Regions from separate parts of the Homo sapiens genome. Here region 2 is linked to region 1. The links are chromatin contacts, found by Hi-C or POLR2A ChIA-PET in ENCODE. All regions are on one chromosome and are shown on one strand. The core of a region is the stretch at or near the end of the contact, and the rest is flanking DNA. Distances in the headings are between cores, read along the strand shown. Region 1 overlaps SH3BP4 (SH3 domain binding protein 4). Region 2 has its middle 140 kb from the start of SH3BP4.

Region 1 (3,230 bases), core at 175-2,674:
TTTCACTGTGTTAGCCAGGATGGTCTCGATCTCCTGACCTCGTGATCCACCTGCCTCAGCCTCCCAAAGTGCTGGGATTACAGGCGTGAGCCACCGCTCCTGGCCTAGCCCTGGGTTTCTAGTAGCTTCTACAAAAACAAACGGCCACCAGGTCCTCAAACCCCCTTCTGGCCAGCCTCGTTGGTAGCCAGCTGTCAGCCTCTCATATCTAGGGAGGCATCAGAATGATCTGTCGCTCCTGGTTCTTTTTAAATTCCATGGATTGAGATGCTGGGGGCCCACCTAGAAGGATCGTGAGTCACCTACTCTGGCTAATGCATGCCACAAGTCGCCAAAAAGGTCACCTTTTTGTATTGTTAGACTCCCCCCAGGTAAACATAAAGTGTACATTAGAATGCTCAGTCTAAAACAGCTGGGCTCGCTTTGAAGTAAGCAGCCCAGCCGACCGCATGAGCACTAGCAAGACGACCCTGCTATCGGCACAAAATAGTTGGCCAAAGAGCGCCGGTACCAGCGGTGTGGTTGGCGGGGGTGGGGGGTTGTTTGTTTTTTAGCACACTTTGGAGTCCTAAAATGACAACCTCAGGTGCTGAAACAGAGCGTAGAGAGAAAGAACGCCAGGACTGGTGACTTTCCTCTTCTCTTAGCAACTCGCCTGTCCAGGGGCTCACGGGAGCCTCAGAAACCGTCTCTGGGCTGCCTCAGGCCACTGTGCCCTGGAAGCCAAGCCTTTCCCATTGTTGGATGAGAGAAAGCTTTAAGGGTGGGGGTGAGCTGTGCCTTCTATGGCAGAGGAGACTCAGACAAGAATCAGACCCAGCATGCGGCTCTCCTGCCTTCCTGGTGACGTCATCCTGACTGGCTCAGAGCCACACGCTAACCATGTGTGGCCTCATTTATAATTAGGATGGCGCCAGAGTCGCTTGCATGACACCCAGTGGCAGTCATGTGACTTGGCACAGTGTACAGGACTAGCAGGCCTGCTGTCTTGTGCTAGCCAATTTGATTTGTTTCTTTAAACCAGAAGTGTGAGTTTGACCCCAGCCTGGGGTCCCCCAGATATATTAGCCATATGTTCAATGCCTGTCCCATCCAGCCCCCGTTTTTAGGAGGGAATTGAGTCCCAAGGCGGCCACGTGGTTGTTCCAGCCTCAGCTGGGACTTCACTGTCCCAGCAGGGCTGTCTGTCCTATTACCTCCCCTCTGACTTCCTCTGTGGTTAGTAATCCCTGTCCTAAAGACACAGTAGAAAGTTCTTGCAGCTTTGACGTGGGAGCAGTCCCACCAATTGTGGAAACCGTTTTCTCATGTTGCACAGTCCTGGGGGAGGTCTGTGCATCTCCTGGTCACCGTGGTTCTTGGTGGTACACCCTGTCTCTGACCAGGGCCTCTTCTGTTCTCTGTCTTCTTCTCCCTGGGTGGTCCCTGCCTGAGTCCCCCAGCCTTCTACCCGCGGTGCTCTCTAACTGGCCAATGTCAGCACCGCACACTCAGCAGGTCCAGCTCGCCCTCCATCCGTCTCGGCCTCAGGCTATGGTGTCTATTTGGTGAAATGCATTCGTTTCTCTCTGGTGTCCCCAGAGAGTGGGAGTGGTGACAACTCTAATCCATATTCACCCTGTCTGTTAGCTTCCTGGGGCTGCCAAGACAAATGACCACAAACCAAGGGACATCAAACAACAGACACCTGTCCTGTCACCATTCAGGAGGCCACAGGTCTCAGTCAGGGGTCCCAGGGTGGCCTCCGTCTGGAAGCAGTGGGGGAGAAGGGGTTGCAGGCCTGCCTCTCCTAAGCCCCACTGGCTCAACCCTCCTTCTTTTCCTTGGCTTGTTGCCGCATCTGTCCCGTCTCTGCCTCCGTCTTCACACGGCCTTCTTCTCTCTGCCTCTCTGTCTGCTTTCTCTTCTTATGAAGACGCCAGTCCTTGGTGACTTCCTCTAATCCAGAGGGACCTCATCTTAATTCTATCTGCAAAGACCCCATTTTCAAGTAAGGTCACGTTCTGAGGTTCTGGGTGGATGTGGGCTTTGGAGGGAGACACTGGTGAACCTGGCACGCTCTGCACATCATCTCTTTTCTCCCGTGAATCCTGGCAGTGATCGATTTCAGGGGACATTTGGTAGTAGGCCAGGGAACATGGAGAATAGAGAGCCCATGGCCATTCCTGCGCCGTCTGCTGGAATTCTGCGGGGAGCAGAGCCTGCCCCACTCCCTACACTGTCTCACGCTGTGTGCCTCTTCCTCTGCAGGCCCTACTGAAGATGGACTGCCAGGGCCTGGTGGTCAGACTCATCCAGGACTTTGTGCTCCTGACCACGGCTGTAGAGGTGGCCCAGCGCTGGCGGGAGCTGGCTGAGAAGCTGGCCAAGGTCTCCAAGCAGCAGATGGACGCCTACGAGTCTCCCCACCGGGACAGGAACGGGGTTGTGGACAGCGAGGTGAGCAGCGGCTGAGCTTCGAGCTCACCGAGCCCCTCTGTCCCTGGGTTCCGTGGACCCATGCAGTGCAGCCATAAAAAGTCTTGCCTCGCGGCATTTCTGTGAGGGTGCAACAGGTGGAAATGTGCACGCATGTGCCCAGCACTGGGTGTGCCTCACTGAGTGGGAGCCATCCTCCGGATTGGTTGTCGTGAGCCCTGGCTTTAGGATGTCAAGGCTGTTCCACACGACATGGGAAGGACAAACAGAACTGCCTGTCCCTTGTTCATTTTGATCTTAAATTACCATCCGTAGGGTTGAATAATGCAATAACACATACACAGAGGACTTTGTGAGCCGCTCTGGACTGGAGTGATACCTGGTATGTTACATAACTTGGGCCAAAGCCGGTGTGGCCGGGCTCTTGCTCAGAGGTCCTTTGTGTTCTCGCATGTTTGTGGAGGGCACCCTAGTAAGCTTCCTGGAAGACGGTTCAGGCTTGCAAGATCCAGGAAGCAGGAAGTCCCAAGGACAAAGCTGTCTTTTATGAATGGGATGAATTTCCAAACAAATGGCACAGAGAGAAAGTGCCATAAAGATTGTAAGGAAAGAGAAGTCCTTTCTGTTTATTCATTTGTTGCGCACCTACTCTTGCACAAAGCCCTGCTTTTCCCTCTGGAATGTGCTGACCCTGGCCCCGAGATGGTTCCACTGTTTCTTCTGTGGGCTTGTCTCACTCGTGAAAGAGTGTCCCAAATAGTGACTACTGAAGCTGCACCAAGTAATAGGAACAAATCTCGTTCTGTCTCCTA
Region 2 (3,492 bases), core at 258-2,757, 36 kb after region 1:
TTCTGGTGCTTAAAAATAACTAGATAAGTAAAAATCCAAATGTGCACCATCCATGGGTCAGCGATGAGGGCGTGTCAGGGAGCAAGGACTGTGGTTAATCCAGCCTGGTACAGGAGGCCCAGCCGAGCAAAGAAAGGGAGACTATGACACGGGAGGAGGACAGGTGCAGGAGCAGGCAGAGGCGGCTCCTCCAAGCAGCTGAGCTGCAGAGGGGGAAGAAAGTGAAGGCAGCAGCAGAGGGGCGTGAACAGGGCCAGGATGTTGTTTTGTGTGTTTGTTTGTTTTTAGTGCATTTGCTAATGGAAACAATCCAGGAGGAACTGATGATGCAGAAGCGAGGGAGAATCCTGGGTCTGGCACTGTGAGGAAGCAGGAGGGAATGTGAAGTGGTATCAAACGAGTTTTTCTCTGTGGAACAGAATGTCCTGTCCTTGTAGAAGGGGCAGCTGCCTGCTTGCCTGGCAAGGCGTCATCTCAAATAAAAGGAATGTGGGTGCCAAGTGTAACCTAAGACATCCACCTTGCACCCACACCTTGCATCCACCTCGCACCCACACGCTGTGCGTCCCACAGACCCGCCTACCTTCCCACAGAGGCATCTTCTTATTTGCAGAAAGCCATGGACCCAAACAATCCCCCTCCACCTGCCTGCCTTTCCTCAAAATCCTGCCTTTATCTCCATTCTCTGGGAGAAGGAAGATACTGCACGTTTTCCAAGGGAGGCACATTTCGCAGCTGTCATGCCCCTGCCTGGTTTCTGTGCTCCCCTGCCTGGTTTCTGGGCTCCCCTGCCTATCAACAGTGACTGCAGGCTCTTTAAAACTGCTCGGGCCCACCCCGTGGCTTCCACCTTCACAGACCCTGAGCTGCAGACACCTGGGCATTCAACTTCCCCCACCATGCTGTTCCTGGCGGGGGTCTTTCTTCCTTCTCATTTGTAAGAAACAGTCGATACGATTTCAGGCGTAGTTTAATGCTGCTTCCCACATGATACAGCCCCACCTGCAGTGGATGTGCTCCCCTTCACACCCCTGCCTCGTGTCATCTGGACATTTCTGATGGGCCCTGCCCACCCGCCCCCTCCACACCTGCTCCGGGCTGGGCTCTCCCCGGGACCCAGCCATGTCCTGGTCATCATTATGTGCCCCACAGCAGGCAGGCTCCCAAAGGCCTCTTTTACCCTCTCAGGCAGTGAGAGTCCTGATGCTGCCCCCAAATCTTTGTCCCTTCTAAGAGAAGAGTTGGGGGAACCAAGCATTATGCCTGATGCCAAATCCAACTCGGGCCAATGGAGCTGAGTTATACACAGTTTTACTTTCCTGAAAATCTTGGTGCTTTCTCTCAAAAGTGGAGTCATGCATTTTGTAAGGAGCCTTCTCTCCCTGAGCTATAGAGTGAGACCTCTGACTCCTGGACCTTCTTCCTGGGCTCATCCCGGGAGCACCCTCCTCTGCACCTGCCCCTCCTCCCCACGGGTCCTCCCGCCAGCACGGGTGAACGCTGCTAACTCAGAAGTCCCACCCCTGCCTTGGACAAGTGCCCACTCCTGCGCGTACATGGCCAGCTGGGTCTCCGCATAGCTCTCTCCACCTCGCCTCTCCCACTCCCTGTTCCCGTTCCCATCTCTGTCCTCCTCCTGCCGGTCCCCGCCGGTGGGGCAGCCTTTCAGTGGTCCTGGCCCTGCCCAGTTCCTAGGGCCCCTGCTGTACCATCTGACCAGATGCTGACCTTAGCTGCTACATTCACTTCTGTTGCCTGGGGACTTGGAGGAGCTGACCCCTGGCTGGAGGGGATGGGAGAGGCTTTAATTTAGTTCTTTCTTTTGAGGCTTTCCCTCTCCCAACCGGCTTTCATTTCCTCCCTGTGGCATTAGCCGTTCCTTGTCTCCACCCCTGGCCTTTTCCCACAAGCAGGAAGGTGGGCTGGGGCAGGAGAGGGTGGGGCCGGGTTTTGCAGGCTTGGTTTCCATTAATTATTGGGATAACAATAAGAAACTGAGAAGAGAGAGAGAGAGACAGAGACGCAGAGACTCACAGTGCCACACTGCATTGCAACTACCCCACACTGCGCTGCCTGTACATTTTCCGAAAGTTTCCATCTCCAGCTGGGCTGGAGGAGGCTGTGAGTGAGGGCTGGGCCTCCAGGGGAGAGAACTCGTAGCCCCCTCATCCGGCGGCGTGAGGAATCCTAACAAGAGGGCAGGGGACAAAATCCAGTGGGTGGAGGATGGAAGCACCTGAAGATCCTCCTATTCAGGGCAGGTCTTGTCTTCAAAAATTTCTAGATATGGTTTTGTTCCTGGCATAGGAATCTTCACTCCCGGAACCAAAATTTGAGAGACAGGTTTCCTCGGCAACCGAGGAAACATCTCTAGAGAAGGGTTATATTGTTTTGAAGTGTTTTGAAATCTTATCAATGGTTTCCAGGGAAACACGAGATGATGAATAGAGGCCTTGCTAGGTGAATTTAAGAAGAAACACAGGGGAACATATTTGGATTCACAGTGTGCAAGTATTCAGCTGTGTATCAAGGCAGAAAAGTATATTTCACTCTCATCTGACATTTTAATTTTATTACTAGTTCAGCTTCATGTACAGTAACTCCTCAGGGAGGTCAGCATTATTTGAATCCCAATTAAAGAAATTACACAAAGTTTTTAAATTATGAAATTTGTGAATCCCACGGGAATCAACATTTTAATTAACATTATGTATTATACGTAGGGAAAATAAAGATTTAAAGTAGCAACTGAGCAGCCAAACTGTGGTCAGAACAGTTTGCGAATTAAACGGCAGTGGAGTCTCCAGCAGAAACGGCAGAACGGCAAATGAGCTCAGGGAGAAATGGCCAGAACTGTGACTCCAGCTCACCTGTCACTCCTACTCTGTTTGCCGGTGAAAAACGCCTGGCAAGTCTGACTGTCCAGTGGTGTGGAGTTTTAATCTTTTCTTGTTTTGTTAAGCTACTGAAATCACCAGGTGCCTTTGTGTTCTTTCAGCAGGTAATATTTTGTCTTGGTTGATCCATGATTACATCTCAGGGTTCATCTTTGCCCTTATTGATTGTGTGACTATTTTTTGTTTGTTTGTTTGTTTGTTTTTGAGACAGAGTCTTGCTCTGTCATCCAGGTTGGAGTGCAGTGGCACGATCATGGCTCACTGCAGCCTCAACTTCCCGGGCTCAAGCGATCCTCCCACGTCAGCCTCCCGAGTAGCTGGGACCACAGGTGTGTGACCACACTCAGCTAATTTTTAAAATTGTTTTTGTAGAGATGGGGTCTCACTATGTTGCCCAAACTGCTGTTGAATTCCTGCGCCCAAGCAATCCACCCGCCACAGCCTCCCAAAGTGCTAGGATTACAGGCATAAACCACCGCACCTGGCCCTATTTAAGTCTTCCTAGCTCTCTGAGGATTGCCCAAGAAAACAATGAAGGAAAAATCAAAGTACCAATGTCCTCTAAGTCCAGATAATTTCATATCACTACATCTCT

The links. A loop is a pair of places that touch in the nucleus more often than their neighbours do. ChIA-PET counts read pairs that join two places held with the same protein, here RNA polymerase II (POLR2A). Pooled maps may share reads with other maps.
Region 2: a pooled map shows a loop between it and region 1 (2.3-fold over the local background). The contact joins two enhancer-like sites. A Hi-C loop is called at or near these places in 1 of 168 maps with a recorded cell type or tissue (natural killer cell) and 3 of 50 pooled maps. POLR2A ChIA-PET finds 5 or more read pairs at or near these places in 3 of 52 experiments (PC-9, Panc1 and activated CD4-positive, alpha-beta T cell).

What each region holds. Positions count from the first base shown.
Region 1 is chr2:235,050,312-235,053,541 of GRCh38, forward strand. It overlaps SH3BP4 (SH3 domain binding protein 4), which reads left to right. Exons shown (of 6, transcript NM_014521.3): 5 at 2,251-2,439. Among named protein-coding and RNA genes, the nearest start is that of SH3BP4, 100 kb to the left of the region's middle. RefSeq lists an enhancer at 1,964-2,925. Within about 2 kb of position 1,425, at least 23 of the 41 ENCODE cell types and tissues checked have a DNase peak (open chromatin) inside an H3K27ac peak, as active enhancers do.
Region 2 is chr2:235,086,429-235,089,920 of GRCh38, forward strand. No RefSeq gene overlaps it. Among named protein-coding and RNA genes, the nearest start is that of SH3BP4, 140 kb to the left of the region's middle. RefSeq lists an enhancer at 1,028-1,528. Within about 2 kb of position 1,508, at least 4 of the 41 ENCODE cell types and tissues checked have a DNase peak (open chromatin) inside an H3K27ac peak, as active enhancers do.